6 separate regions of the Mus musculus genome follow, and all the other regions are linked to region 2. A link is a loop called in an ENCODE intact Hi-C map of the cell type or tissue named here. Cell type or tissue: heart. All regions are shown on one strand.

The links. Peaks named below come from ENCODE experiments on the same cell type or tissue, not always from the same donor. Only the 100,000 strongest peaks of a DNase experiment are listed, where the experiment ranks them.
Region 1: it touches region 2 in a loop (8-fold over the local background); 40 of 42 quality-filtered maps call a loop at or near these places.
Region 3: it touches region 2 in a loop (2.8-fold over the local background); 8 of 42 quality-filtered maps call a loop at or near these places.
Region 4: it touches region 2 in a loop (2.1-fold over the local background); 10 of 42 quality-filtered maps call a loop at or near these places.
Region 5: a loop joins it to region 2, with 3 times the contacts of the local background. A loop is called at or near these places in 10 of 42 quality-filtered maps.
Region 6: a loop joins it to region 2, with 10 times the contacts of the local background. A loop is called at or near these places in 2 of 42 quality-filtered maps.

Annotation. Positions count from the first base shown.
Region 1 is chr9:72,764,490-72,769,489 of GRCm38, reverse strand. No RefSeq gene overlaps it. Among named protein-coding and RNA genes, the nearest start is that of Gm27204, 12 kb to the left of the region's middle. In heart, a CTCF peak has its summit at 2,631 (motif pointing left); a DNase peak (open chromatin) is centred at 2,589; H3K4me3 peaks cover 643 bases; H3K27ac peaks cover 2,851 bases.
Region 2 is chr9:72,881,117-72,886,116 of GRCm38, reverse strand. The region is part of intron 11 of Prtg (protogenin); the gene reads right to left. Among named protein-coding and RNA genes, the nearest start is that of Pygo1, 42 kb to the left of the region's middle. In heart, a CTCF peak has its summit at 1,942 (motif pointing right); a DNase peak (open chromatin) is centred at 4,576; H3K27ac peaks cover 1,459 bases.
Region 3 is chr9:73,089,508-73,094,507 of GRCm38, reverse strand. The region is part of intron 5 of Rab27a (RAB27A, member RAS oncogene family); the gene reads right to left. Among named protein-coding and RNA genes, the nearest start is that of Khdc3, 10 kb to the left of the region's middle. In heart, a CTCF peak has its summit at 2,551 (motif pointing right); no DNase peak of the experiment used is centred here; H3K27me3 peaks cover 405 bases.
Region 4 is chr9:72,953,607-72,958,606 of GRCm38, reverse strand. It overlaps a transcript of Dnaaf4 not described here. Among named protein-coding and RNA genes, the nearest start is that of Dnaaf4, 2.7 kb to the left of the region's middle. In heart, CTCF peaks have their summits at 1,371 (motif pointing left), 2,869 (motif pointing left) and 3,647 (motif pointing right); no DNase peak of the experiment used is centred here; H3K4me3 peaks cover 658 bases; H3K27ac peaks cover 352 bases.
Region 5 is chr9:72,804,982-72,809,981 of GRCm38, reverse strand. Prtg (protogenin) reads right to left here and starts at 2,708. Exons shown (of 20, transcript NM_175485.4): 1 at 2,450-2,708; 2 at 225-527. The coding sequence starts at 2,525. In heart, a CTCF peak has its summit at 2,197; no DNase peak of the experiment used is centred here; H3K4me3 peaks cover 4,143 bases; H3K27ac peaks cover 4,892 bases.
Region 6 is chr9:72,731,119-72,736,118 of GRCm38, reverse strand. It overlaps Nedd4 (neural precursor cell expressed, developmentally down-regulated 4), which reads right to left. Exons shown (of 24, transcript NM_001357998.1): 11 at 4,843-4,897; 12 at 4,683-4,741; 13 at 3,462-3,527; 14 at 880-1,109. Among named protein-coding and RNA genes, the nearest start is that of Nedd4, 40 kb to the right of the region's middle. In heart, a CTCF peak has its summit at 1,958 (motif pointing left); no DNase peak of the experiment used is centred here.

The DNA.
Region 1 (5,000 bases), 120 kb after region 2:
TCAGAAACTGATGCAGTTGTGTGTGCATGTGAGTATGTCTATTGTGTGCATGTATGTACATGTGTGTGTGCATGTGTGTGTATGTGTGTGTACATGTGTGTATGTGTGTGTGCATGTATGTTCATGTGTGTGTATGTGTGTGGTAGGTACACTCACACATACATGCACACATGAAGGCTGTGGAGGCCAGTATCTTTAGGCCAGTACCTTTCTCTATCACTCTTCACATTATTTGTTGAGACAGGGTCTCTAACGGGATCTGGAGCTAGCTGTTTGGACTCACCAGTGGTTCCAAACCTGTGGGTCTCACTCTTTTTTTGGGGGGGGGAGGGTAGAATGATCCTTTCACAGGGGTTTCCTAAGAACACAGATATATACATTACAATTCATAACTAGCAAAATTACAGTTATGAAACAGCAATGAAAAATTGTTGTATGGCTGGGGGGGTCATTACAACCTGAGAAACTGTATGAAAGGGTCACAGTACCAGGAAGGTTGAGAACTGATGAGTTATACTAACAGGCCAGTAAAACCCCAGGGTCCTCTTGTCTCTGCCTCTCAGCCCAACATCTACACGGCTGCCAGGGATCCGAACTCAGGTCCTGGAGCTCACAGGGAGGTATTCAACCACCAAGTTATCTCCTCAGACCCCACACACATTCATCTTAAAGGCTCTGCTGAGGCCACGACCAAACGTTCAAGATGTCAGAATCTGTCCACAGTATGCCCGGCATGACAGCTAGGAAGTGCCCAGTGCTTCCATATGCCAAGGAGACGCAGGACTCCTGAAACGAAGGTCCAATGATGCCTTGGGATTTTCTACTTGAATCTTAAAATTATTTACTTCAGTGGTTCTCGAAACCTTCCTAATGCTGTGACCCTTCAATACAGTTCCTCATGTTGTATGACTCCTGACTATAAAATGATTTAATTATGACTTCATAATTAATTGTGCTGCTGTTATGAATCAAAGTATAAATATCTGATATGGAAGACATCTGAAGTGTGTCTCCCAAGGGGTCACGACCCACAGGTTGAGAACCACTGGGTTTCTTTATGGAAGAAGAGCTAGCTGATATATTTGAATCAGAACTATTTAATGATACCCATTTCAGCCCAGGTCTCTTTCTCCTCTCCCCTCTCTGCCTTCAGCTCTACCCCTGCTCCCCTCTCCCTTCTCCTCCCCCTTCTCTTTCTCAGGGGATGAGGGGGGTCTCTAGTTTCTTAGGAGCTATCCATTTTTTATTTATTTATTTATTTATTTTATTATTTTTTTTTTTTTTGGTTTTTCGAGACAGGGTTTCTCTGTGTAGCCCTGGCTGTCCTGGAACTCACTCTATAGACCAGGCTGGCCTTAAACTCAGAAATCCACCTGCCTCTGCCTCCCAAGTGCTGGGATTAGAGGAGTGGGCCACCACTACCTGGCCCACATTATCTTTAAGACAGGGTCTCTCACTGTCCTGGATCTCACTGAGTAGGCTGGTTGGGTAGCTAGTGACCCACCCCACCCCCACCCCGGGGGTCCCCCCTCCCTACCTCCCCACAGCACAGCACGGGGCTTGCAAGTTTGCGCCACCATGACTGGCTTGTTAAAAACAAACAAACAAACCACGGGTTCTGGGGATTTAACTTAGGTCCTTTACAGACTGAGCTATCTCCCAAGCAGATGTACACACACACACACACACACACACACACACTCACACACACTCACACACACTGACACACTCTTCCTTCCTCCCTTTCTCTCTTTCTTCTCCCTCCCCTTCTTCTGTTTCTTTAACATGTGAGAAGAAATCAAAGCCTAGGATCATTTAGGGGAATTTTCACTTTGGATCCTCTTTCTGTCTCCTAGACTGTCTTTGGGTAGTATCCCAGTCATGGGCCTGCTGGCCTAAGGTCTTTTCTTTCTTTCTCTCTTCCTTCCTTCCTTCCTTCCTTCCTTCCTTCCTTCCTTCCTTCCTTTCTTGCTCTTTCTTTCTTTCTTTCTTTCTTTCTTTCTTTCTTTCTTTCTTTCTTTCCTTCCTTCCTTCCTTCCTTCCTTCCTTCCTTCCTTCCTTCTTTCTTTCTTTCTTTCTTTCTTTCTTTCTTTCTTTCTTTTTTTCTTTCTTCCTTTCTTTTCCCTGCCCTGATCCCTCTCCACACTATTGACCTGGCTCACAGTAACCTGAGACAACTAGAAACCACTCTTTTCTGAGCCTCTCTAGCTTAGCTGCTGCCAGAGATCTAAGGTTGCAAAATTGTATCTGCTCCCCCCCCCCTCCGCCCCCAAGCAGCAATTAGGCAATTGACAAGCTCGGTGGCCATTTGTACCTTCTGAACAGCGTGCAAATGGCTGATGGTGGGTACTATGTAACAACAGCACATGTTCATCCCTGACCGTTAGCGCTTTCCAGAAACCAGACGACGGGCCAAAGACCATGCTGATGCCCTCGGAGTCAGCAAAGGGAGAGATGGCGCACGGTGCAGCCACCCCCTGGGAGCATGAGCAGCAGTATTTCTAAGATTAATCTGTTGGCAGCTGGTAAGTAGGTGAGTTCCCTGCAGCCTTTGAAAGCAGAGGGGATTGATTCGCAAACGACCGCCCACGCTTCCGGGCAAACATGAGTCCGTGGCGCCATCTTCTGGCAGAAATGACCTCAAGGAGTGGCTGAGGACAACAACAGACATTTTATTGGAGGTGTCAGAAGATTCTGAGCTAGGAGAAATCACAGGACTGGTTTTGATCTGGCCCTTTGGGCGCAGACGGGAGTCAGGGGTAGAGCAGAGATAGAAACTCAGCGGATGAACCGATTGACACCCGTTGATTCTTTCAGCTGAGCCCAGCCAAGCACAGTATATGCTCATACCCTCCATGTGAAAAGTGAAATCAGACAGGCTCAAGAGATGGCTAATTACATGTCCCAGTGGCCTTTCATACACACAAATGACACTTGTAACAGAAACTCAACCTAGGCTCCACAGTGTCTGGGAAAATACCGCCACTCTACCCTGCTCCTGTCTCCAGAGCTCCTGAATGGTCACAGGCCCAGTTATTTGGAGAGAGGACCGCGGAGGGGGCCCCCAGAGAGCAGGGGCATGGAGCCCTAAGAAGGCAAGTGGCTCACAAGCAGTCAGTCAGTAAACAACATTCACCAGACACTTTGTTCTCGAGTTTTTCTCACAAATGCCAGACCAGTGTCTTATTTGGAAAAAATAACTCCTTTGTTATGAAACACAGTGGGGGAGACACTTATTAAGTATAATAGATTGGGCTGGTGAGGGGGCTCAGGGAGTAAGGCTGTTTGACTCCAAGCATGGACCTGGATTTGATCCTAACGAACCACAGACTTCTGAAAGTTGTCCTCTGCCCCCACACACATGCCATGGCACATGCGTGCACACACACAGAGAGAAGTAGAATACACATATATGCCTGCATAGTAGATTACCACAGAAGGGGACACAGGCATCATTTCCCAAGCATCTCTCTCTTGTATACTTGTAACATGCCTGCCACATGTTACACTATTACATATAAATACATTATCCTCTCCGGGTCCTAACCCAGTGGGAGGAGGTCCAGAAATCTCACTCAGAGACTGCTTACCTTTTTTTGGTTTTGTTTGTTTGTTTGTTTTGCTTTGTTGTTTTGTTTTGTTTTCGAGACAGAGTTTCTCGATGTAACAGTCCTGGCTGTCCTGGAAATTGCTCTGTAGACCAGGCTGACCTCCAGCTCACAGAGCTTCTGTCTTCCAAGTGCTGGGATCGAAGGTGTGCACCACCACCGCCCAGATAGGTTATCTGTCTTTTGTATGGTCCTATAATTAAAGTTATTCTTTTGGTGACTCAGTTTGTTATACAACTGCAGCCCATGGTCCTTTTTTTTTTTTTTTTTTTTTTTTTTTAATTAATCTGGAATTTCATTCCATTCTTTTTTTTTTTTTAAAGATTTATTTATTTATTATATGTAAGTACACTGTAGCTGTCTTCAGACACACCAGAAGAGGGAGTCAGATCTCGTGATCAGATGGTTGTGAGCCACCATGTGGTTGCTGGGATTTGAACTCCTGACCTTCGGAAGAGCAGTTGGGTGCTCTTACCCACTGAGCCATCTCACCGCAGCCCATGGTCCTAATGGGTCACTTCCTGGGCCTGTTTGTCTTCTACAGAGAGGTGGCCATGTTCCTCTTGCTCTCTTCCCCTTAACTCGCCTTGGTTTTCTCCATATCTCCTGCCTGGAGGTTCTGTTCCCACCATGCAGCGTCCATCCCTGGTCACAAGTACAACCTGTTGAGAGCTCGGCTGTGGGAAATGTTCTTTCTTCTATACCCAGGTGCTGCCAGGGTCAGCCCTGGCCTCTACCAGAGAGCAGTCACTCAAAGAGAACTTTTGTGGCTTATCCCTGACTGTCCCAATGGGCACATGGGCCTGGTTTATACCTGGCTCTTCAGAGGATACTGTGAACATCTGCAGTTATTGGGTAACTCTGTATTGGTCCCTGCAGATCTGTCCCATCACCCATCTCATCCATAACACAAGGGATGTGGACCCTCTGACCTCAGTGGTCCTTTGAGGCTCTGATGCAAGCCCTTAGTTCTGAGCGCCTACGCTGGTGTCTCTGAGGAGAGCAGAAACTTTTCCAGTCACATCTGTGCCTCCTTTGCATGCTAATCTTTTCCTTCCTGGAAATTTCATAATGGCTACAGATTACTATTTGGCAGAATCTTTCCGGCTGGGTTGAAGAATCCTTTACACGTCTTTTCTTTCCCATCTCCCCCTCCTTTCCTCAGGCCTCTCAGTGCATCCAAGGCCTTACCTCAGGGCTTCTCTAAGCTCTGGGTGGTCATCTGTGGTGGTCATGCTTGCCCTGCACTGTGACAGCCCTGAGAAGAAACCAGGAGGATTTTCTTTTATGTTCAGGTGCGTTTGTGCGGAGTGAGGTAGCACGTGGAGCTCAAGTCAGCCTCAGCTGCTGTTCCTCGGGTGACAGCCACCGCTAGAGATTAGGCTTCTGGGA
Region 2 (5,000 bases):
GTATGTCAGGTGCCATTGGAGGCTGGAAGTGGGTGTCAGATCCCCGAGAGCTGTTGTCACCGGCATTTGTGAACCTCCTGACATGGGTACTTGGAACCAAACAGAAGCCCCCTGGAAGAACAGCAGGCACTCTTCAATGGCTCTAAGTCATTTCTCCAGCCCTTGCTTTTCCTTAAGACATTTTTGTTGCAGTTTATGTTTTATTCTGTATCCATGTGTACATATGTGTAGGTGCACACATGCCATGGTGAACAGACAGGGTGGTGAGTCTCTTCTATCACGTGGGTTCTGGGCATCAAACTCAGGTTGTCAGTCTTCACGGCAGATGCTTTAACCACTGAGCCATCCTGCCAGCCTCTGCTTTTATGCTGAATACACCAAAGGAGATACTAATAAAAACCAACATTCTGCTAGATGTAGTGGTGCACACTTCCAATCCCAGCTCTCAGGAGGCAGAGGCAGACAGACCTCTGTGAGCTGGAGAGCCCGCTCTACAAGGCACATTCCATGCCAGGCAGGATAGTGAGGTGAAATGTGGATAGTGAGACCATGACCCAAACTGAAACAAAATATCCACAAACATTCTATATGAGTTACTAGTTATATAGATCTAGGCAAGTTCCTCTATTTCTAAGCCTTATTTATTTCCACTTGGAAGATGGAGATACAAGGGGACATTATAAGAGTATTAAGTGAATAGCCTTTTAGGCACTCTGCACAGCCCTGGGAATTGATAAACATACAAGCCTGCAATTGCTGCTAGGTGAAAGAAGCTTCGAGAAAGAGAGAAGGTGGCCCCTGCACGGCACACTGAACAAGGGGGTGGGGGAGCACAAAGCCTCAGCTCGGTTCATCACAAATCACCTTTTGAGGTGTTTAAAGACCGAAGACAGCTGTTTATATAAAGCAGGCCTAGAGCCCACGATACCAGGAAATTAGCGGTGAGCAAGTCCTCCAGCTGAGCTCAGCTCACTGTTCTCATTACCATCCCCTGGTCTGCAGGTAAGGGCTCCCAGCTGTGTGTCTGACATGCAGCTAAGAGTGAAGGGCATCAGGAAGAGCGCGTGGCCTTCCCGAGACTCCCAAATGAATCATGGGAACTCTCATTTAACAGCCCCGAAGATAATAAACACGTTGGAAAACAAGTCAATAAATGTCTTCCCAGCCGGACGTGGTGGCGCATGCCTTTCTTTAATCCCAGCACTCGGGAGGCAGAGGCAGGCGGATTTCTGAGTTTGAGGCCAGCCTGGTCTACAAAGTGAGTTCCAAGACAGCCAGGGCTATACAGAGAAACCCTGTCTCGGAAAAGTAACTAACTAACTAGCTAACTAATGATAAATAAAATAAATGTCTTCCCAACTAAAGAACAGTAAAGTATTTCCTAAGAGTGAAATATGGAAGCCCTAGAAACAGCAAGCAGATGGACCCCAAGATTAATCCAATCTGTTAGCTATGTCCAGATTTTAGACTTAGTTATGACACTCAAGTTAGAACAAGAAAAGCGGAGGCCAATAAATTGCTGGTTTCTGCAATGCCAAAATCGTCATAAGCCGTACTCAGGGGAGACAGTTCCACCTTAACGGCGTATGACTTAACAATAATGGAGGGCCAACCGCATCTCTTTTCCCCGCTAATTTTTATTTTATTTTTATTCCTGTGTCTGAGTATGAGTACGAGCAGATGTGTGCAGGGGTCCTTGGAAGCCATCAGTGGATGTTAGCTCTCTTCGAGCTGGAGTTACATACGTGATGGTAAAGCACACAGTGTGAGTCCTAACTGCTGAACTGTCTCTCTGGGACCACAACTGTATCTTTATGGAAGTTGTTACATTATCTGTTAAAGATGTGGGTATCACACAGTCATTTTTCACTGCAGCGTGCCCCTGAGGGTCACAACAACTAAAATGCTTGCCTTCCTCCAGTTTTACTAGAAAACCCTGCAATTTTCTCATTGCACCACTAGATGGCATGGGTGCTCGAGAGTCGACCAGGGGAGTGATGTACTCTGTACTGGAATGGGAGGGACTCAGACATCAAACTGATTTTAACAGGTCAGTGAAAGAAGGTCCAACTAAATTCAGTTGCTGAGTAAATTTCACCAAACCACAGTCTGGATTAACTACCAAGCAGTAGAAAGAAAGGCTGAGGGCCAGAGAGATTGCTCAGTGATGAAGGGTACTTGCTGCTCTTTCAGAGAACCTGAGTTTTGTACACAACACCCACATTGGCAGTTCACAATCACCTGTAACTCCAGCTCCAGAGATCCAATCCCTCGCCTCTCTCTCTCTCTCTCTCTCTCTCTCTCCCTTCCTTCCTTTTTTTTGTCTTTGCAGTCACCTGTACATGTGTGTATATACACATATCACACACACACACACACAGGAGTCCAAGAGACTCTGGAATACACCTATTTAGATTTGGTTCATGGCATCACCTATAAAGTAAGGAATTAAAGGATATATACTGTAAAGTATTCAGAAAAACACCTGAGACTTGTGCTTGCTGCTAAGCAACAAACATGTGGGAGAGAGCAACAGCTTGGGCGCGGGGGTGGGGGTGGGGGTGGGGGTGGGGGTGGGGTGGGGACTCAGGTTTCAGGCTATAATGACTCTGAGGCTGTGAAAGTCATTGTTTCCTCATTGGAACTGTCTGCAAGGTTAGAACGCCAGCTAATAAGGAATTGTGACAACAGTAAAAATAGGTGCCGTGCAAGAAGGGTCTAACTGAGGCAAAGTGGTTTGTTAAAGCTTGGACAGTATTCACAAGTGGGAACGATTAGTTCTAATTCAGAGTAAGCAGGCATCATAGAGGTGGTATTTGAGAAGCTGCCCCTTGGAAGCCCTGGGAAGCAGAGGTCCAGGCCAGGAGATGGGTGTGGACCAGCAATGCAGGAGGCCAGGTTTGCAGCAGCCGGGTTACGTGCGAGGTGGTCACATACAACGGTCAGGCTGGGGACAGATTGGGGACCAGGCTGGGCACTGCAAACTACTGTAAATACACACAAGGCAGCTGGCTAAATGGGCTTGTTGAGAAGAAGCACTGAGAGGCAGCAAGAGGTAACCTGGGGTTAACCCGGGGTAACCAATACAAATGGAAGAGGGTCCGAGTGGCAAAGGGCTGCTGACTTTCAACTTCTAGGCTTTGGACCATTTTATAAACCCAGTGGCCAACGGCCACGTCTGAAAGGTCAGATAACAAAATGACCAAGAGTGTTTAAGTGAGGGGAACCCAGGAACCCCAGGAATGGGCTTCTTACACATGCAGTGATTTCAGGGATGAATCCCCTTCTCTCTCTCTCTCCTGGTTTTAGGTTAGGTTATCTCTGAAAGGGGTCATCCCCTCTGCATAAAAGTGATATTAGTATAATCCTTTAAGGTGATCAAATACATCCTGGAAAAGCAACAGAAGTCAGAAACTAAAATAGCATCTTAGGTTGCTTTCTGTTGTTGTGATAAAACACTGATCAAAAGCCACCCAGGGAGGAAAGGGTTACTTCAGTTTACAGGTGATAGTCCATCATAAAAGGAATTCAAGGCAGGAACTGATGCCCAGCAAGACCAGGGAGGAGGTTTGCTCCCCAAAGCTTGCTTTCTTATGCTATCAAGATATGCCTGCCTAGGAGTGGCACCGCCCACAGTGGGCTGTGCCCTTCCGTATCAATCACCAATCAAAAAGAGAAAACTCATAAAGAAGCAGCAACAGGGTTTTCTCCTCTCAGATGACTCTGGCTTGTGTCGAGTTGAAACAAACACACAAACACCTAACTAGCACAAATAGTAAGGAGTAAAATACTTTAAGGAGAAAACATTTGGCCGGGCGTGGTAGTGCACACCTTTAATCTCAGCACTTGGGAGGCAGAGGCAGGCAAATTTCTGAGTTCGAGGCCAGCCTGGTCTACAGAGGGAGTTCCAGGACAGTCAGGGCTACACAGAGAAACCCTGTCTCGAAAAAAACAAAAAAAAAAAACAAAAAAAAAAAAAAGGAGAAAACATTTGAGCCATGCACTGGGGACAGGGACCAGGTCAGGCTGGGACACACAATTGATACCTTGTCTCAAGAGAAAAACAAAATAAAAAAATGAAAACCTTTTTTTTGTTTGTTTGTTCCTTTTTTTTGTTGTTGTTTTTAAAGAAAGTGTTTCTCTGGGTTGCCCTGGCTGTCCTGGAACTCTCTTTGTAGACTAAGTTGGCCTCGAGCTCACAGAGATTCCCCTGCCCTTGCCTCCTGATTGCTGGGATGAAAAATGTGCACCCCCCTCCCCCCCACGGCTAGCCATCCAATAAACAGTTTTTAACAACTCCAGTTGTGTGTGTTCTGACCACTGGGTCTGTTTTTGCACTTTATGTAAACCTACTACATGTAACAGGCTGACTTAGTAGGAAGTTTTCATTCTGTATTTCTCCCAAACACCACCAAGTGCTCGGCAGCGATGGACAAAGACGGTGACAGTCCTGACAGGCGTGGAGCTCAAACAGCACAAACAGTGCAGTAAGGCCAACAATCCTTTGGCTTGCATCCTGGAAAACCCACACCAGAAAACAATTATTTACGAAGCCCTGGGCTGTGGACCAAAGACACAGATAAGCCAGGGTTATGAAGCCAGCCTTTGTTTCCTGCGGTGGCTGCTTGTTCACGAGGCCCCGGGATCTTCCAGGAGAGCCGGACCAGAGCCGGAGGTCAGGGTTTGATAAAATTAGGGGAAAACCTGAGGTCAAGACCATGAAAAAAACCTCACAGGAGCGGAGCACTCCACCCTTCCAGCCACCTTTCCAATTTATATCTAAGGTGCAGAGAGTTTGAATTGCCATTTTTCTATGGAAAACTCCCAGGCGGTGGGAAAAGCGACCCCCCCTCCCCCCACATCAAAGGAAGAGGAAGTAACCTCTAGACTTGAGCCACATCCGATGTTAATCTTCAATTAACAAACCAGATCGCACTGGAGTGGCCCCATGAAGCACCCTCAAGAAAATAGTGTTGTTTTAAAAATCACCATGGGTTGCT
Region 3 (5,000 bases), 210 kb before region 2:
GCCTTTAATCCCAGCACTTGGGAGGCAGAGGCAGGTGGATTTCTGAGTTCAAGGCCAGCCTGGTCTACAGAGTGAGTTCCAGGACAGCTAGGGCTACACAGAGAAACCCTGTCTCAGAAAAAACAAAACAACAACAACAAAAAAAAAACCTCAAACTCAAAGTATATGTTACTTCTTCCAAGAAGACGGGCTCCAGAGATAGGCTCCATGTAGTAGCTTAGGTGCCTAGGGGAGGATCTGATATGTCTCCATCAAACTGTAGACGTCCTTGGGTCTATAAAGTATATGTATCCCGTTGATTGAGAAACCGAAAAATAAAAGGTCTTTGGAGGGAGTGTCTGGGATAAACATTCTGTGGTATTTGGGTGTGTTCTGGCTCTACAGGTAGCTAAGGCCATCAGGACGTTAGCAACATCCACAGCTAGCTATCTGGGTGAAAAACTGGTGGTACATCTTTTTCTTTGAAAAGAAATCTTTTGTATGCTTAACATCCCTGGTTTCCCTAATGATCTGTTGATGCAAGAACCTCTGTGCTCCCTGAATAAAAAAAAATTAAAAAAAAAAAAAAAAGGAAGGAAAGGACAAGACTGCTCATGGGTGTGGTGGAGGAGAAAGTTTATTATACACTCAGGAGAGAGTATAGCCAAAGGTTGGGGCATCTGGGAGAGTCCAGAGTGGTCATGACCCTGAGCTGTGTGTGGTGGGGGGGGAGGGAGAGAGGAGGACAAAGGTACAAAAGTGGAGCAGGTATCCAAAATGTCTGGATTATGTAGGGAAGAGTCCCTGGGCTGGAGAGTTCAGGGTAGAGGGTGGTGTATGCCACCACACAGGAAGGGACTGAGAGATTCTGGAAGAATCTGGAAGCCAGGTCTGCTTTTGTGTAGGGGTGGGGTGGGGAGGGGGCAGTGTTGAAACTTAACACTCCCAACACCAGAGAAATTAAAGCCCCCTCCCATTCTCCCTTCCTCTCCTTTTTTTTTTTTTTTTTTTTTGGAGACAGGGTCTAATGTAGCCCAGGCTTTCCTCAAATTTGTTGTGTTGTGAGGCTGTCCTTAAACTTAGGATCCTCCTGCCTCTACCTCCCAAGCTAGGCTTTCGGGTGTACATCACTATGCCTGGCCCTGCATTCCTACATAGGTTCTCACACACCCTATAGCCCCTGTTCAACCGAAACACCCTCTTGGATCCATGAGTGAGCAACACCCACAACCTTTTGGTTTTTGAGACAGGATTTAACTAGGTAACTCAAATGGGTTTGGGATTTTCTATGTAGTCAAGGTAGCCTCAAATTCACAGTCCTCCTGCTTCAGCCTGTCCAGTATTCCGACTGCAGATGTGCACCACCCCTCTCAGCTTACCGTGTTATGCTTTTGTTTGTTTGCTTGTTAGTTTGTGTTAAACGCACTTGGGAAGCCGAGACTTGCGTATGCAAAGTGCCAGGCTGGCCTGGACCGCAGAACCATCTGACAGGAGCCTGCTTCAAAACCAAAAGCAACAACAGACTCTGGATTGGTCACAGAGCCCCACACGATATCAGCCGCAGGCCGATCTCTGTGAATTCCAGGCCAGCCTGGTCTATGTTCGTGAATTCTAGGAGAGTCAGTACTGAACAGTCAGGAAACAGCAAGTATTCTAAGCTGTAGAGCAAGCACTGTGCTCCCCACATAGCTCTGGAGCCTTCTTATCCGTGAAAAGGAGCAGTAACTGGAGGTCATGGTGCTAAGGGCCTGAGACAGACACAGGTACAACACTTAACACAGACAGTCAGGGCTGGAGAGATGGCTCAGTGGTTAAGAACACTGACTGCTCTTCCAGAGGTTCTGAGTTCAATTCCCAGCAACCACATAGTGGTTCACAACCATCTGTAATGGGATCCAATGCCCTCTCTTCTGGTATGTCTGAAGACAGCTACAGTGTACTCATAAATAAAATAAATACATACATCTTTTTTTGTTTGGTTGGTTGGTTGGTTTTTTGGAGACAGGGTTTCTCTGTATAGCCCTGGCTGTCCTGGAACTCACTTTGTAGACCAGGCTGGCCTCAAACTCAGAAATCTGCCTGCCTCTGTCTCCCTAGTGCTGGGATTAAAGGTGTGTGCCACCACGCCCAGCTCATACATCTTTAAAAAACAAAACAAAACAAACAAACAAACAAACAAACAAAATAGGCACAGTCAGACATGGAGAGGCTTTTCTTAGTAACAGCATTCTTTCTGGATGTGGTGGTGCATGCCTGCAGTCCCAGCATGCCAGAGGCACCAGTTCTGCACATTCCAGAGCAGCTTGGTCTTTTGGTTTGGCTTGGTTTTCAAGACAGAACTTCTCTGTGTAGCCCTCCTGACTGTCCTGAACTCATTCTGTAGACCAGGCTGGCCTTGAACTCAGAGACCCTCCTGCTTCTGCCTCAGGAGTGCTGGGATTAAAGGTGTGTCTGATGCTTATGTTTTCTTTTCCAAATTCTTATCTGAGAACAAGTCCAGGTACCTGAACATAAATTCAAAAGGACCATTACTTTCACCATAGAAAGCTGGTACTATCCCTTATGTACACAAGATGGCGCTAAAGCAGCATTGCCAGGGAGAGCTCTTGCTAGAGGTATGAAAAATGGTTGGTTGATATAGCCACCTAACAAATGGCCACTTAATAGTTACTTGGGAGTTCCTGGAGACAACAAATATTTTGATGTGTTTTTAAAAGGGTGGGTGGTGATGGCACATGCCTTTAATCTCATCATTCAGGAGGCAGGGGCAGGCAGATCTCTGAGTTTGTATCAGGCTGGTCAACAGAGTGAGTTCCAAATAGTCAAGGGCTAAAAAGAGAAAACCTGTCTCGAAAAACAACAACAACAACAACAACAAATTCATCACGGGCTGGTGAGATGGCTCAGCAGTTAAGAGCACTGACTGCTCTTCCAGACATCCTGAATTTAATTCCCAGCAACCACATGGTAGCTTACAACCATCTGTAATGGGATCCAATGCACTTTTCTGGTGTGTCTGAAGATAGCTGCAGTGTACTCATATAAATAAAAAATAAATTAATTTTAAAAATTACTTCTATTATTTACTTATTGACAAAACTGGAACCTTAACACCAAGTTGCCAGGGATTAAGCGATGGCTCAGAGGTTGAGTGTGCCTTACTGTCCTTGCAGAGGATCCATGTTCAGTTCTCAGCACCGGTATCGGGCACTCACAACTGTAACTCCAGCTCCAGAGAGACATAATGCCTCTGATATCTATGGTGGACCTTCTGGGTAGTTGCATCTATACAAACATAGTTTAAACAAAATTTTTTTTTTTTTTTTTTTGGTTTTTTGAGACAGGGTTTCTCTGTATAGCCCTGGCTGTCCTGGAACTCATTCTGTAGACCAGGCTGGCCTCGTACTCAGAAATCCACCTGCCTCTGCCTCCCAACTGTGTGTGTGTGTATATATATATATACATACACACACACATATATACATATATTCATATATTCACTAAGAAAGCACTTGTCTGGCATGTGCAAGGCCTAGAGTTCAGCCCCCAGCACTGTAGAAGTCGTCAGAATGACAATGATGATCTCTAGAGAGTTTTGTCAAATGTGTCTAGGCATTTGGCTTACATGTGGATCCAGAATTGATGGCGAGTCTTGCTGGACGCTGCGTCCTTGAAGTGGCTTCCAGGAGTCAGTCTTGTGTGTTTGGTTGTAGCTTACTTATGTTGTTTCAATGTATGCACAATAATACATTAATTTATTTCTTTTAAAATTGTATTATTTTTATGTGTATGAGTGTTTTGCCTGCGTGTGTGTCTATGTGTGCACCGTGTGCGTGCCTTGTGTCTGAGGAAGTCAAAAGAGCATTGGGTCCCCTGGATCTGGAGTTATGGAGTTGTAAGCTACTGAATAGGTGCTGAGAATCGAACCCTGGCTCTCTACAAGAGTTGACAAGCGCTCTTCATCATGGAGCCATCGCTCCGGCCCCCATTAATTTCTTTACAAGGGATCAAACGATCAGAGACCAAATTCAGACCACATTCCCTAGTTCTGAGTTATCACGGAGCACCGCCGAGTTCAGACCCCGGAAATCCATAGCCTGGTCTGTGGCGATGCATCTATCACTGACACTGAATAAAGGTTTTCAACTGAGCTTCTGTTGCAGAAACTTGGAGTGCCTTCCCTCATCAGCGACCAGCAGGGGGGACAGAGTTCTCAAATCTGTGGCCAATTATGTGCACAGCACACAAGTATATCCATTCAGTTGTCCTTTAACCCCTTTCACAGTTTCCATGGCTCTCTCCATTCGGAATAAAAATGGCAAAGGGGTTTATTCCCAGCGCCAGTTATCTTCCGTGACTAAAGGAGCATGGACAGCCTCTATCTCTCCCCTCTCTCTTCCTGGCATTTCCTTTATCCTCATCAGTTAAAACCGTTTCTCATTAGAGCCCATCTTTGTGACCTCTTCCGTGGCACGTGTGTGCTGGACACAGGGAAAGACAGTCCCTGCATGGCTCAGATCCTCGTACAACAGAAAGCAACACCAGGCTCTCTGATGCTGGGCAGACTACAGGATCCCGAGACCCAGCATGCTGTAACAAGGAAAGATCTGATGAAGGCCTAGAGTGGGCCAGGTTGGCCCTTCCACTCTCCGGGTGCTTGAGACATCCTGTTGAAAGACTCTTCTGACCGCCCTGCCCTACTTTTACATTCACTTCTCAAAAGCACGGGCAAGAACTGTGGCCTCTATTGCCTCATGGCCGACTTCCTCCTATGCCCTTGCAAAACAGCATCCCTTTCAGCACTTCAGTCAGACTTGTGGTGTTTGGCCCCTCAGTTTCCTTTCCACACTTTTGAGAGCCTCTCAAGAGGGAGGAGCCGTACCAGAACTGCCTGGCACCTGGCTCTGCCAGCCTCAAGCCGTTAAAGGCACCAGTGCCCAGGTCCCCACATAGTACACCACTGTAGCCTGGCTGAGCATTTCCCAGAAATTGCTCTGTGGTCTCGGGTGGGCCACAGGAGA
Region 4 (5,000 bases), 72 kb before region 2:
AGACTGCCGTGCGCAGGCACTGCTTCCCAGAGGATCCGAGTTCGAGGCTCAGCACCCGTGCTCGGCGTCTCTCAAGCGCCAGGAGCTCCAATCTGATACCCTCTTCTGGCTTCCGAGGGCACCGCACTCACACGCAGGCACAACTTAATTACATACAAATAGTTTAAAGTGACTTTTTGCTAAAGGAGAAGAGAAGCTGTGGTGTGGCTCCCTGGGAGAGGCTGGGTTGTATTCCCAGCTCTGGAAAGGAAAAAGCTTGGAGCTTTAGGATGCAGAGGGATATGGGTCGGCAGAGCTGGAATGTGTACATTGTGACAGCAAGGCACATTTAGAGTCAGGACGTTTGGTTTGCTCTGACCATTTGCTGTGTGGTAGCCTGTAATCTCACGACTTGAGCAGAGCCCTCAGTTGGAGACCCACCCTGATAAACACAAATATTCTGTCTCAAAATACAAAGCAACGTTTGATGTTCAGGGGCTGACGCCGTCACCCATCCTAGGAGCACTGGTGTGTACATTCCCTTAACCCTGGGAAGGGACCTAAACTTCAATTTTTGAGACCCAAAAGCCTCACAATAAACTTTGCTGCAATTCCATAGTAGGATCTATTGGATTTAAACTGATCCATTTCCCAGTAGCTTACACTGGACTTCAATAATACACACCGAACTTCAGCTGCCAAGAAACTTGAAGGCCGTGTAGTTCAGCCCAACGTCTTTAGTGCCATGTGCATTGTTAGCAGAAAAATGACTGAGATCTTTCATTTATTCTAAATGCTCCTTCTACACTACTTCCTTAGGCCCAGTTTCTACATTACGCGAGTCTGATGTGAATGATAAATGTAATTAAGTACTAGAGAAGTTATTTGCACATAGAATGCTGCATTTTAAACTAGAAAAAAAAAGTTTGGAGAGCATTTAGGGAAATGTTTAAACTCCAGCATAATTTATTGCAGAAAGTTTAGGATCAGTAGAGTTGGTGTTAGTATCTCTCCCTTCCTGATCCTGACCTGTTTTGTCAGCAGATCATTATCTCAAACTTCTGCTCCTTTGTCAGTCCTTCTGAGCAGAGAACCTAACATCCTGCTGATTTGTTTCACTTTCATCCTGCTTTTTGCCATTTCCCTCTTTTTATTCTATTCTTGTTCCTAGCATGTTGTCTCAAGCTCTTGTGTCTTTTCTGGCTTCTACAGGCACTGTATACACACACAGACACACACACACACACATACACACATGCACATACTTAAAAATAAAAAATTGGGGCTGGTGAGATGGCTCAGTGAATAAGAGCACCGACTGCTCTTCCAAAGGTCCTGAGTTCAAATCCCAGCAAACACATGGTGGCTCACAACCATCTGTAATGAGATCTGGCGCCCTCTTCTGGTGTGTCTGAAGACAGCTACAGTGTACTTACATATAATAAATAAATAAATCTTTAAAAATAAAGATAAAAAAGAAGTCAGGCAGTGTGCCAACACACCTTTAGTCCCAGTGCTTGGGAGGCAGAGGCAGGCATCTATTTCTGAGTTCGAGGCCAGCCTGGTCTACAGAGCAAGTTCCATGACAGGCAAGGCTGCACAGAGAAATCCTATCTTGGAAAACCAAATAAATTATAAAATACTAAAGGACTTGATGGGCTGAGGAGGTAGCTCAGGTGGTAGAGAGCTTGCTTAGCATGCTCAAAGCCCTGGGTTTAATCCCAGCATCACACAAACCAGGTAGGTGTAGCTGTGTGTGCTGAAATCCTAGAACTTGCAAAGTGGAAACAGGAAGACCAGAAGTTCAAAGCTAACTTCTACTACATACTAAATTTGAGGCCAGCCTGGGCTGCATGAGACCTTGTCTGAAATAAAATACAGCAGAACTATCCGGCAGTAGTGGTTCATGCCTTTAGTTCCAGCACTCAGGAAGCAAAGGCAGGCAGATCTCTGAGTTCAAGGCCAGCCTGGTCTATAGAGGGAGTTCCAGGATAGGCAGGGTTACAAAGAGAAACCCTGTCTCAAAAAAAAAAAAATCAAAAACAAATAAAAGCAGAACTGATGTTTATCAAAAAGCATAATATTGTTAATTTTTTTATCTAACATATTTCTTCAAAGCTTTTCAACCCAGGCGTATAAGCCATCTCTCTGTAGCTGAACAAGCTGAGCTCAGCACACTGAGCAGGAGGGAACAGACTAAGGGGAGAAACGCCTTTGTGAAAGGGGTTGGAATTTGGGACAGCCTAAGAGAAGGAAGTTTCCAACTAGATTCAGCGCTTCCAAAATGGAGGCAATCCCTTTGCTTATCCCACACCATGCTATATTTGACATATTAGATATTTTAGGCTAAAGAAACTTTGTCGTCGTCCCCCCTCACCCCCCCATCCCCCCACCCCCCAGTTTTTTAAGACATGGTTTCTCTGTGTATCCCTGACTGTCCTGGAACTCACAGAGATCCACCTGCCTGTGCCTGTGCCTCTGCCTCCCTAGTATTGGAACTAAAGGCATGTACTACCATTGCCTGGCTTAAACTGAAGGAATGTAAGAAAGACCCTTTAACTGTCTATAACCCAGTCTTCTCTGAGACAGATCTCATACGATCCTTGTGTGAAAAAAAAATGTCCTCCTTAAGGTCTCCCCTTTTCTGAAGAGAAGGGGAGGAACAATGGGTGTCGGGAGGAGGGATGGGGGTAAGGACTGGGAGGAGAGGAGGGAGGAGAAACTGCAGACAGATAGATAGATAAAAATAATGTCCTCCCTTAGGGCCTAAAGAGACAGCTCACCAGTTAACAGCATTGACTGCTGCTTTACAGAGAACCCAGCACCCACAAGGCAGCTCATGACTGTCTGTAGCTCCAGGTCCAGGGAATCTGATGCCCTCTTCTGGCCTCAAAAGGCACTGCATGCATACGGTGCATAGACAGAGGCCAGGCAAAAGATTCCTACACATAATATAAAATAAATGAAATCCTTTAAACCTGGAAAGCACCTAAATATTTCTAAAGTAAATACACAAACAGAATATTATATAGCAATACAAACAAGCAAATTATTGCTGTACACTAAATGATGGCTGAAAAAAGGAAGTTAAAAAAAAAAAAAAAAAGGATTCTTAAGGAGCCAAGCCTGATAGCGTGAGTTCAAGCCCCAGGACCCACATGGTCAAAGGAGAGAACCAACTCTGGCAAGTTGCTCTCTGACCTCTAATACATAAAACAAATAAGCATCGTATATAAAACAAAAGGTTCTTTTTAAAAATTACTATTCATTCGTTCATTTTAGAGACACCATGTAGTCTAGGCTGACCTGGAACTTGCTGTATAGCTCGGGCTACTGATTTGCTGAGCCCTCTCACCCCACTGTTTCCCTACCCCTCTTTCACTATGTAGCCCAGGCTAGTTACATAATGAAACTCCGTCCTTCTGCCTGGAATACATATGTGACTCCACATCTGACTTACTAATGCCAAATTTTAAAAATTTAAGAATATATGGCATCTGTTTGTAGCCCAGGCTGGCCTCACACTCACAGAGACCTGCCTGTTCTCTGCATCACAAGTGTTGGAATTAAAGGTGTGTGCCATCATGCCCACTAAGCCGTTTCTTTTAAAATTTATTTGTGTTATGTGTTTGGGTGTTTGCCTGTATTTTTGAGTACCATGTTCATGCAGAGCCCACAGAGGCCAGAAGGGGGCATCAGATTCCCCTGGAACTGGAGTTACAGAAGGCAGTGGTGAGCTGCCATGTAGGTGCTGGGAATTGAACAACATTTGGAAGAGCAGCGAGTGCTCTTACCCATCTCTCTAGCCCCTCCTAACCCCACACCCCCAAGCCCCCACCTCACACTTCCACCCTGCCCCAAACCACCTTCTTGATCCTGGTGTCTCCCTTGCATGGCAAGTATTTAGTTGTATCTTTCTGCATTGCATACAATATTAAAGTCACACAGATTTAACCTTCTACCTCATCTCTGTTCTTTGAAGAAAAGAAGTGTACATAGCAGGACCTGACCAAAATTCGCTCAATCAGTGTCAACTCCTGGCAACCTACGGGCCAGAGCCTCCCTTAACCTGCTGATGGTTCCACTTCATTCAAAGCCAATGCACTCACACTTACCCCTCCTAATGAGAGAAAGTTCAAACTCTTAAAATAATCAGGTCTTCTCCTTAAAAACTACCTTTATTCAAGAGAATCTGGAATAGAGTAACACCAGAGGAGACAAACTGACAAGTTGTTCAAGAAAGCCTACATTCAACATTTCCACTAGCAGTGAGTCTAAGTGTGACAGTCCTTGCACAGCACAGATGACACACGTGTCTCCCTGAAAGCAATGGTGACAAGACCGTAGTCTGATGGGAAAACAGACTCTCTGCTTGTCTTAAAACTTTAGACTAGCCGGGCGTGGTGGCGCACGCCTTTAATCCCAGCACTCTGGAGGCAGAGGCAGGCGGATTTCTGAGTTCGAGGCCAGCCAGTGAGGTCCAGGACAGCCAGGGCTATACAGAGAAACCCTGTCTCGAAAAAAAAAAAAATCAAACAAAACAAAACAAAAAAAAAACAAAAACAAAAACAAAAAACTTTAGACTAAAACACAAAGGTGGGGAGGCACGCTCAGTGTTAAACTCCTGCATGGTGTTGGGGGCGGAAGGGGGTTGAGCAGAATGGAGAAACTGTACAGGGTCAGTATCTCCTAGGAGAGATACTTAAAATTCCAAATGTATTGGATTTAACACTTGAGAGACTTTAAAAAAACTATCCACATTTGACCAAGTTCTATCAGTTACTGAGCTTTCAGTTTCTTTGAGAAGTGTAACCTGTGTATGAGCCATGTAAAGATTATAATTTGGAATGATCTAGTAATCACTTTATTATTTTGTTGTTATTGCATTGTTATTTTGAGGCTGCCATCATACTCTGCATACCTGGATGGCCTGGAATTCACTATGTAGACCAGGCTAGCCCCAAAATTGCAGGAGATCCTCCTGCCTGCTTCCTAGTACTGAAACAAAAGGTACGTACTAC
Region 5 (5,000 bases), 76 kb after region 2:
GGTTTTCTTTCACGCTGTGTCCAAAGTCGGATTTGAGTTTGCTTCCCAACCTGTGGAGTTTACATACATAGATTTCTCTGCATGCATCCCTTAGCGCCAGCTAGCATCCTCTCTGGTAAAATTCTTAATGTATGCATGATTTTAGTGCTATTTGTAAGTCAATTTCGGAAAATATATTCTAACAATGAAAACCGTTAACCACCAAGAAGAATTTCAGCACTTACTTGACAATGTCAGATGAGCTTTCTGACTAAGAATGGCCCCGTATTTGTTCACTGCCAAACACTGATAAAATCCTTCATCCGATTGCTCTCCCCTCCTGCCTTCCACCTCACTGATGTATAGAGAGCCGTTAGATAGAACCTGGATCCGTTTATTTTCGGACAATTTTGCTCCATTTTTCAACCATGTGACCTTAATGGGGCCTTCTCCGTGTGCCTGGCAATCTAAAACGACTGGGTCTTTCCTTGTGACTGTTGCATCCTGTGGTTCTTTCATGAAAAACAGTTCGCTAAAGCTCCACACTCCTGCAAAGGGGAAAAAAAAAAGGAGAAAGAGGTATATCCAGAACTACAGGTATAGAAGCATTTAGCACACAACTGTAAAACACATCTTCCTGGTAGAAGGCAGTTTCTCCAGCCATAATGGTCAACTTCCAAGGACCCTAATAACCACTGACCCTTCCAACAACTCAAAACATGGGAAGATTCTAATACCCTCTATGCAGCCTAAAAATTTGGTTCTCAGGTTTCTCGCCAGAGACCCAAAATCATCAGAACCTACTAGCACAGGCTGTTTGCTACTTTACAAGCTTGTCAAAAAGATCTTGAACAGGGTTAAGTCATAAAAGTCTAATTTTACAAGAAATCATTAGCAAAACTCCAACTCTGTGAACAAGCAAGTTTATTTCCTTGTCCCCTGAAGTGTTTTTGGGAAACCCGGCACCTACTCCTTTGGGAAGTACGTTTATCTTTTGTGACAAATTACAAGTTTGCATTTTTTTTTTCCTATCTGCCCTTTTACAGCAGGGATGCTGTCTCCACTCCTTAAAAGAAATCCATTTACTTCATTTCTGCCAAGCCAGCTAGGTATTTAAAGGGCACACAATAGACTTTGAAAAGTTGGTAACTTGCCGCTTGTACTCAGTGGGTGATCGGGTTAGGAAACCTTTATTTCACTTTTTTAGTGCTACCAACTGTTGGAAAAAAAATGCGTGACTAATTGGTCCTTACTGTCTAAGAAGGATAGGAGATTGCTTAATCAACCAATACACATTTTTATCAGAGCAGAGGAAATGCTTTATCCAAGCATACACAAGCCCCAGGTCCCCCAGAATAAAGCACTCCTGCCATCAGAGCAAAAGCTTGTTGATTTGAGCCAACAAAAAAAGTGGGGGTCTTGGTGGGAGTTGTTTTTTTTTTTTTTTTTTTTTTTTTTAAACATTTCTTCTGGTCAGTTCGAGGCCCTGGTTACAAATACTCAGTAATGATTTATCTGTTTCTGATCAAGATAGATCCTGAAAACCTCAGAGTCTGGGGCTCCAGACTTCCCCTAAGGTCTGCCTTGGGCAGCTACCCCAACAGCCCTGCAGCGTGCACCACTCCGGAAGACGCCCATTGTGTTTCTGAGCCGCATCCCACTTTGATCCTTTCTCTTGCTAACTGAAACTAACTCCTCCAGGGGGGGAAAAAAAAGATACGAAAGAAAAAAAAAAGAAAGAAAAGAAGAGAAGGAGGAGGGGAAAGAAGGGGAGAAGGAGAAGGAGGAAGAGACCAGTGAGGGTAACTTATAAATGAATAACTCAAGCCCCTCTCGTCAAAGACCCTCCTTTCCCTAATATTCACTTTACATTTTCCTGTCCTTGAAGAAACCAAGACTGCAGAAAGGGAAATAAATAAATTTATGCAAGTTTGTGCAAGGTTAATCTAGAGATTTCAGGGACCTCTAGCTGGGAACCCAAAGACCTACATACAGAAAGTAAGTTCTATTCAGACACCTTTCTCCTTGCCTCTCTTGGGGCATAAATGGGCCATACAACTTTCTCTTTGCAATTTCATCCTCCCATCTTCTTGCTCAGTTTGGAGCTTCGAAAACGTGGGGCGCCCCGCTTGGCCACCGAGACCTGGAGGAACCCCACTGCAAACCCTGGAAACGGCGCGCAACCGCGGCGCCCCCCTGCGTGGAGAGGCTGCCACTCAGGAAACAATATAAATAAAACCACGTGCGGCCGCGGCCGGGGAGGCAGCGCGGAGCCCCCAGCTGGCCGCAGCTCGGACAATGGCATGAACTGGGCTAGTGGTCAGCGGATCCAGGGAGACTCGGCCTCGGCCTCGGAGCGCTCCGAGAGCGCATCCGGAGAGAACCCTGGCCAGCCCCACCACCCGGGGCATCCCTGCCCGTCCCCCTCCCCGCGCACGGTCGCGCACACTCGCATGGGAAGCGCGCCCACCTGGAACCGAGCCGAGCGGCGGCAGTAGCAGCAACAGCAGCAGGGGCAGCATCCCCGGGCGCACGGGAGGCGCCATTCAGCGGGGCTGCGCGGGCATGCTCCCGGGCTGTTCGCCCGCGCCCGCTGCTCCCGCTGCTCTCCTGGACCCGCAGCTCCTGCTGCAACCCGCTGCTCCGGCGTGGGAAGGCGACGCGCCGCTTGCAGGCGCACGGAGCCCCGCGAGTGCGCCAGGCCGCGGGGACCACGCGCGCCGCGTCCAGCCGGGGGCGGAGGGAGGCTGTAGAGGGCGGCGCAGTGGACAGCCTGGCCGGCCGGGGACTACTTTCTACATCTGGCCCCTGGGCCCCGCACGGCGAGGTCGGCGCTGCTGGCGGAGGGACACGCTGAGATCGCCTGGGCGACCCCGGGGACAGGGGGAGGGCCCCGCTGGACAATGCACCTGGGGGTCAAGCCCCCGCCCCTCGGCCTGCGCGCCACGGCCGGCCACCGGGCCACAAAGGCCAATCCTCCTGGCCGCGGCCAGCCCCCCGGGGCCCTTCTCCCTCCTGCGGGCCAGTTGAAGATTCTGCACGGAGGAGGGGGTTGGGGTGGAGGGATGGTGTTGAGAGATGTGGAAAGGCCGGAGACTTCTCCCCTGATGGCCCCTGCCCATCCCCCTGCCTTGCTCACCAGCCCAGGCCCTGTTCAGGGAAACCCAGTTCCCACTTCTGAGGCTTGTCAGCGCCCCCGGAGGCATCCTATGGCGACAACCCCCACCCCCCAACTACCACCCACATTTGGAGACTGTTCTTATCTTCTCTGGTCTCATCAGATCCAGCCCTGGCTTCAAAATCATCTTAGAGAGCCCTAAAATTAGCAGTTACTTTGGGGGGCGGGGGACGTTTTAACACTGCTTCAAGCTAATTAAGTTTTTAATGTGAGAACTAAACTCAGAAAGTAGAGAGAGTAGAAGTGAGACCAGGGGCTATCCAGGGCTTGCTGTGCGAGGCCAGACTTTGGGGGTTACCTGCTTAAAAGTTAGGCTGATGAAAGAAGACACCAACGATGGGAATTTGTTCACAGCTCTTGAAATTAATTAAGGATAACCCAGAGGAGTCGATACGTACATTTAAAGAGGGCGGGCTAACGGGGGGAGGGGGGGGTACCGTATGGAGCCTACAGAGCTTTTACACGTGGATTAGCGTTTGCTAATCCCGATCTAAATCTTTGGCACATGACGAGGGCACAGGCTAAAAGCTAACTTTAATTAAAGCCGCTGACGGAAATCTAGCTTTTGTCACTAACTGCCTTTAGCAAGTTCCAGGAATCCTCCTGATTGCATGCGGGGAGGAGGGTGGGAGTGAGAGAGGGGAGAGTGGTTTTGGAAAGCCTTTAGGACTCCCGCACTTACTCTAAAATGTACTTAAAGAAAAGTCAGTCTACTTTACAATTTCATTTTAACCCCGTGTAAAATAACAGTTGCGTCCGAATTTGTCTTATAATTTAGATGAGTTTGGACAATTTCTAAACCTCAGAATATAAATTCGAATAGAAAGAAAAATGACATATGGAACTATTGCCTTTTAAATTACATTTTTGTTTGGGTTGTTTTGAAACGGGGTCTCATTTGCAGTCCAGACAAACATGGGCCTCACTCCTATGCTGTCCAGACTGGCTGGCATAGGTTTGAGCCAGCATTCCCAGACTGGCTAGATTTTTCTCTATTATGATTATTTTCTTCTCCCTCTGGGCTTCTTAGTCCCAACAGACCCCAAGTGTTTCTGTTTCCTGGATAAGATGTGTTAATAAGATGTTCTTATTCAGTTACAGCCAGGGGTCTTTAATGACTTGGGACTTGGTGCTGCTTTGAGGAACAGTATTTGCATTGAAACAAAATGAAGAAAGATGATGTTCCTTAAACACCATGCTGAACCAAGTTGACCGTGTATTTACTGCACTACACTGGACAGGAAGAGACTTCCTCTGACCATGTATAACATTTGTGGTCTGCTCAAAAGTTTTCATATGTACTCCTTGGCCTCCCATGATGAACCTGTGAGGTTAATAGAGAAGTTGGGAGCAAAGAGTTTATTTTATCTCACAGCCAACAATCCATCACTGAGGGAAGTCAGAGCAGGAACCTGGAGGCAGGAAGGAGAGATCATTGAGGAGTACCATTTCCTGGCTGGTCAGAGAGAATGTGTGTGTGTGTGTGTGTGTGTGTGTGTGTGTGTGTGTGTGTGTGTGTGTGAGTGTGTGTGTATGTGTGAGTGTGTGTGCATGCGAGTGTGTGTGAGTGTGAGAGTGTGTGTGAGTGTGTGTGTGTGAGTGTGTGTGTGTGTGTGTGTGGTTTGTTTGTTTAATACAGCATCCAGGACCACCAAACCCACAAGTAGCACCGCCCACAGAGACACTGCATCAATCCTTAGTCAAGAGCATGAACCACAGGCTTGCCCACATTCAAGTATGACGGGAACATTTATCCAATTAAGTTTCCCTCTCCCAAATGACTCTAGCTTGTGCCAAGTTGACATACTAACCAGCACAGACTTTCTTATTAGTAATATCTCCT
Region 6 (5,000 bases), 150 kb after region 2:
AAGTTATGAAAACGTAAAAGATCTACAAAGCCACTCCCCTGGGTGAGGTAAAGCAGCAGCAGGGGAGAAGAGACTCTGACCAACAGAGCTCCTGTGGTCATGCAGGGAGCTCCAGGGACACAGCCTTTGTAGGGCCTCACCCATGCTAGGAAGGGCTTCTCTGCTGCCCAAGAGTCATGCCTGATGCCAGAAGAGTCCCTCACCCACATGTCTCAAAAGTTCTTCAAGTTAGCCCATTGGTTTTCCATGTTGGGCTTTGGTAAGAATAAAAGGTTGGTCTGTTCTTGGTACCCTATCTTTGGTAAGAGAGGTTTGTTCATGTTTTCCAAGGAAATGTCACTTGACATATGTTAAGTGACATAATCCATACACTTCAGCCCAGTGCTGTATGGTCCCATGCATCTAATGTATGGATGTAGTCAGAGGCACAGAGAATAGCAGACTGGTGGCTGCCTGTATATGGTGGGAAAAGTGTTTAATGAATGTAGAATTATTCAGGAGGATGGGAAAGGTACAGAGATCAACAATACAGGAAGCACTTGAAACGCCAGCCAAGTGTGTGCTTACAGAGGTCTGTGAGGTGGGCATTCTGTGGAGGACGGCCTGCCTACCACGTGCAATCCACAACACACACACAAGGTTAAAATGGTAATTTCTATGTACATTATATACAATTTTCAGGTCCTATAAAACAATCTTTAAAAAGCTATTTCTGAAATATCTCCTTGTGGCCCCGATCACGTAGCCCATGCTTTCTAACATGTAACCTAGTTTTGGAGACTATAATTTAGTGCACAGCCATTTAAAGTATTTATGAACAGTGTAAGGACGTGTGGCTGAGTCTTAGCAAATGAGGAGGCTGAGGCAGCAGGAACTTACGTAGCAGAATATTCAAACAGGCCGTAGTAAGGGTTGAACATTTCCTTCGAGATGAGGAAGAACCACTCTCTGGCAACCCCTCCATAGTCAAGGCCCTTTTCACCATCAAACTCAATCCAGAGTCTGGCCTTGAGCAAGTCAGCTCTCTTCACACCCATAATCCTCCGGTAAGAATCCTCCAGAATGTTTGCGCGGCGAAGCTTCATTTCAAATTTGTTTGGAATGTCAGTCTGCAGAGCCAGGGAGAGAGACATGTTTAAAATAGCCCAGTGTGTTTCCCACACTTCACCAGGCACCGATACCCTTTCCCTTTAAGTAAGGCCACCAGGACAACCCCACTTAGGTGTACTGAACTTTCTTTCCCCACCCTGCTTTAAGAAACAGGGTCCATTTTTGTCATCCAGGATTGCCATTCACTTGCTCCGGGTAGCCTAGAAACCCTCAAAGCCCACTCCCAACCCACCCAGTCTGGACTTATTGTTATGCATCCCCATATCCAGTGTGGAAGTGGTATGATTTCTTTTTTTTTTTTTTTTTTTTTGAGACAGGGTTTCTCTGTATAGCCCTGACTGTCCTGGAACTCACTTTGTAGACCAGGCTGGCTTCGAACTCAGAAATCCGCCTGCCTCTGCCTCCTGAGTGCTGGGATTAAAGGTGTGCACAACCAGGCCCAAGCTCCCTTATTTTAAAAAGCTTGTGGTTTTTTTTTTTTTTTAACTTGAGATCGAGTCTCTCTGTGAAACCCTTGTCCTGGAACTCTATGAAGACCAGGCAGGCCTCGAACTGAAGAGGTCAATCTACCCATATCCCTCATCAAATGCTTTAAAATCACAATGCCTAAAAATAGAAATTTATACACAAAGTTATTGTTTAAGGAAAAAGTTCTGAAGAATTTAAAAGGCCTTTTCTATGTAAAAATTTTATTGGGGAATATAATATGTACACTAAAAATAAAAAAGTAGTGTTTCATTTTGTTAAATTTGTAAATGAAAAACTCTGGTATCTAACCCACCATTTTGAATCCCTGGAAGTCACCAGCTTGGAACCCCTCAAAAAAGCACAACTAGTACTGCCACCTAGTGGCCTCGCCCCTAAACTGCAGGGAAAGGAGGAAGGGACCATTCCACGAGGAAGGCATTTAAAATGCTAGTTATACCAAATGATGGGCATTTAATAATAAACATAATGAAGTTTGGTCATGGGAAAGAGTAACAAACGTATCTGCCAAGCATAAGGAAATGAGTAACAATACCATACATCTGCACTGTGTTCACAGCTAACTTTTTTTTAAAAAAAGATTTATTTATTTATTTATTTATTTATTTATTTATTTATTTATTGTATACAGTGCTCTGCCTGCATGTCAGAAGAGGGCACCAGATCTCATTACAGATGGTTGTGAGCCACCAGGTGGTTGCTGGGAATTGAACTTAGGACTTCTGGAAGAGTAGTCAGTGGTCTGAGCCATCTCTCCAGCCACACTGTTAACTTTTAAATTGTGTTGACATGTATTGTGCTTAAAGCTGAGAATAGATGGCTATTAACACCTAAGGTAGTCAAGGGTCCAGAAGCCTGGAACACAATCAAACATAAAACACCAAGAAAGAAAATCTCCTGATCACCAAGTTACAAAGAACAAAAACAGGAGGAGAGAGACTACAGCAACTGTGTTATGACCTTTTTCTTTTTTCCTTTCCTATTTATTTATTTAATGTATAGGAGTATATTGCCACTGTCTTCAGACAAACCAGAAGAGGGCATCAGATCCCATTACAGATGGTTGTGAGCCACCATGTGGTTGCTGGGAATTGAACTCAGGACCTCTGGAAGAGCAGTCAGTGCTCTTAACTGCTGAGCCATCTCTCTAGCCCCCATGATCTTTTTCTAAATTACAAAGACTCCTGAAAAGTACACAGGAATGTAAGCATGCTACTTATAAGTTATCTGAAATACACGCATCCCAGGGTTAGAGAGGTGGCTCAGCAGGTAAGAGCACGCACTGCTCACGTAAGGGACCTGAGCTCAGCTCACAGGGTTCATGGCAAGCAGCTCACAACCACCTATAGGGACAGCGGACATGACACCTTGGCAGCTACAGCACTCACACACAATTAAACTTGTAGTTCCTTTTGTTTTGTTTTTTGAAAGGTGTCACTACACATCCTTGATTGTTCCTGAGCTCATGGAGAGGCACCGACCTCTGCCTTCCGAGTGCTGGGATTAATGGCATGCATCACCATGTCCAGCCTTTAAAAGTAATAATCTTTTAAAAATCATGGAGCTGAAGAGGTGGCTCAGTGGCTCAGAGATCTCCCTACTCTTGCACAGGACCCAGATTCAGGCCCGCAGGACAGCTTAACCATCCTGGAACTGCAGCTGCAGACCCAGCCCCCTCTCCTGCTTCCACAAGCACCAGACCAGGTATGCATGAGGAAGAACACTCATACAGGCTGAATAAATGGGTCTCTGAAAATAATTTAACACACACACACACACACGCACACACACTCACACACACACACACACACTCACACACACACACACCACCATTTTCTGTGAGCAGCTGTTATGACGTCACCCACCTGCTTCTTGAGCTTCCTTCTGAAGAACTCGTACTTTCTCTTGTAATCTCTGGAGTAGGGCACTGCCTTTAGTTGAAAACATTTGAAAAAAAAAAAAATGAAGGAAGTTTAGGTCGTTTTTATTCCAAACAACATTATATTCTCCCCCTGGATATTTTAATGAGTATTTACAACAACAAAGAATTACTTGGAAATTGAAGTTTCATATGAAGAAAAGCAAACAGAAAACTTAATTTTTAAAAAATTTCTCTTAAAAGTAAAATAGCATTCAGCAGTCTCTGCGGCTGCTTTTCTTTCCTTTTGTAAAGAGAGTCTCTATGTATCACTGGCTATCTGTGAATTCTCTATGTAGACCAGGCTAGCCTTGAAGTCACAGCAATCAACGTACTTGACTTATGTTGTTAACACAATGTGCCACTATTCGCAGCTCATGCTACTTCTGAAAAAAATGCCTTCTCCGTTAAAGGAAACATTGAAAAATACATTGTTTCCCATGGACTCCCAGGAGTTCCCTTACTTACTTATCATTTAAAGAGTACACACTAACATGCTAGATACTAAAAAAACAAAACAAAACCCAAAAACCTGTATATCCAATTTTGATTAATTTTGTGTATTAAAATCTGAAGGAAAAAAAAAAAGTAGGCTGGGCAGTGGTGGTGAACAACTTTAATCCCAGCACTTGGGAGGCAGAGGCAGAGGCAGGTGGATTTCTGAGTTTGAGACAGCCTGGTCTACAAAGTGAGTTCTAGGACAGCCAGGGCTATACAGAGAAACCCTGTTTCAGAAAAACAAAAAACAAAAACAAAAACAAGTAGCTATATGGCAGAGTTTCCTATAAATTAACCTAACTCAAGATCAGCATAATTATGGGACACTGAAATATTTATACAAAACATGAATAAGGCTTAAATAGTAGGCATTTTGCAATGGCTTTGACTAAAAATCTAGTTCAAGGTGTGATCCTGGAGATGAAAGGGAGGTGCCACTCACCCCGCCCCAGCCGGGCTCCTGATGCCTTGTGTGTTACTTTAGCCTGCCTGGACTGGGCAGTCTACTGCCCCAGCCCCCACAGCGCCCAGCCCTGACTGCTTCTGGCTGTCCAAGCCTGAGGAGCAGGGTAAAAAGGCTTTCACACTATCTTTTCAAAGAAAAGAGAGGCCGGAGGAGGGTGTTCCTCTAGTTTCACCCCGACCCAGAGCACCAGATTCCAGAACTCACTGGTCCAGTGATTGCCACGTTCTGCAGGCGAGGATCTTCCCACTGGGTCTTCTTTATATCTAAGAGGGAAAAAAAAGAAAAGAAAAGAGCTGTTCCTCTTCCTCATGTCCACACCTGAGTACTACAAACAACTGCCAGAGAGAAGCCATGCAGCACGTACTGTGGTTTATGAAGAAGACTCGCCCATCTGTGTGGGTTCTTTCTTCCCAGCCTGGCTGTAAGGAAACATTCATTGCAATTATTTTAGTACCAGGTCTTAGATGTACAGGTTATTTAAAAAAAAAAAAAAAAGAAACAGAAATAGAAGATCTCATATTG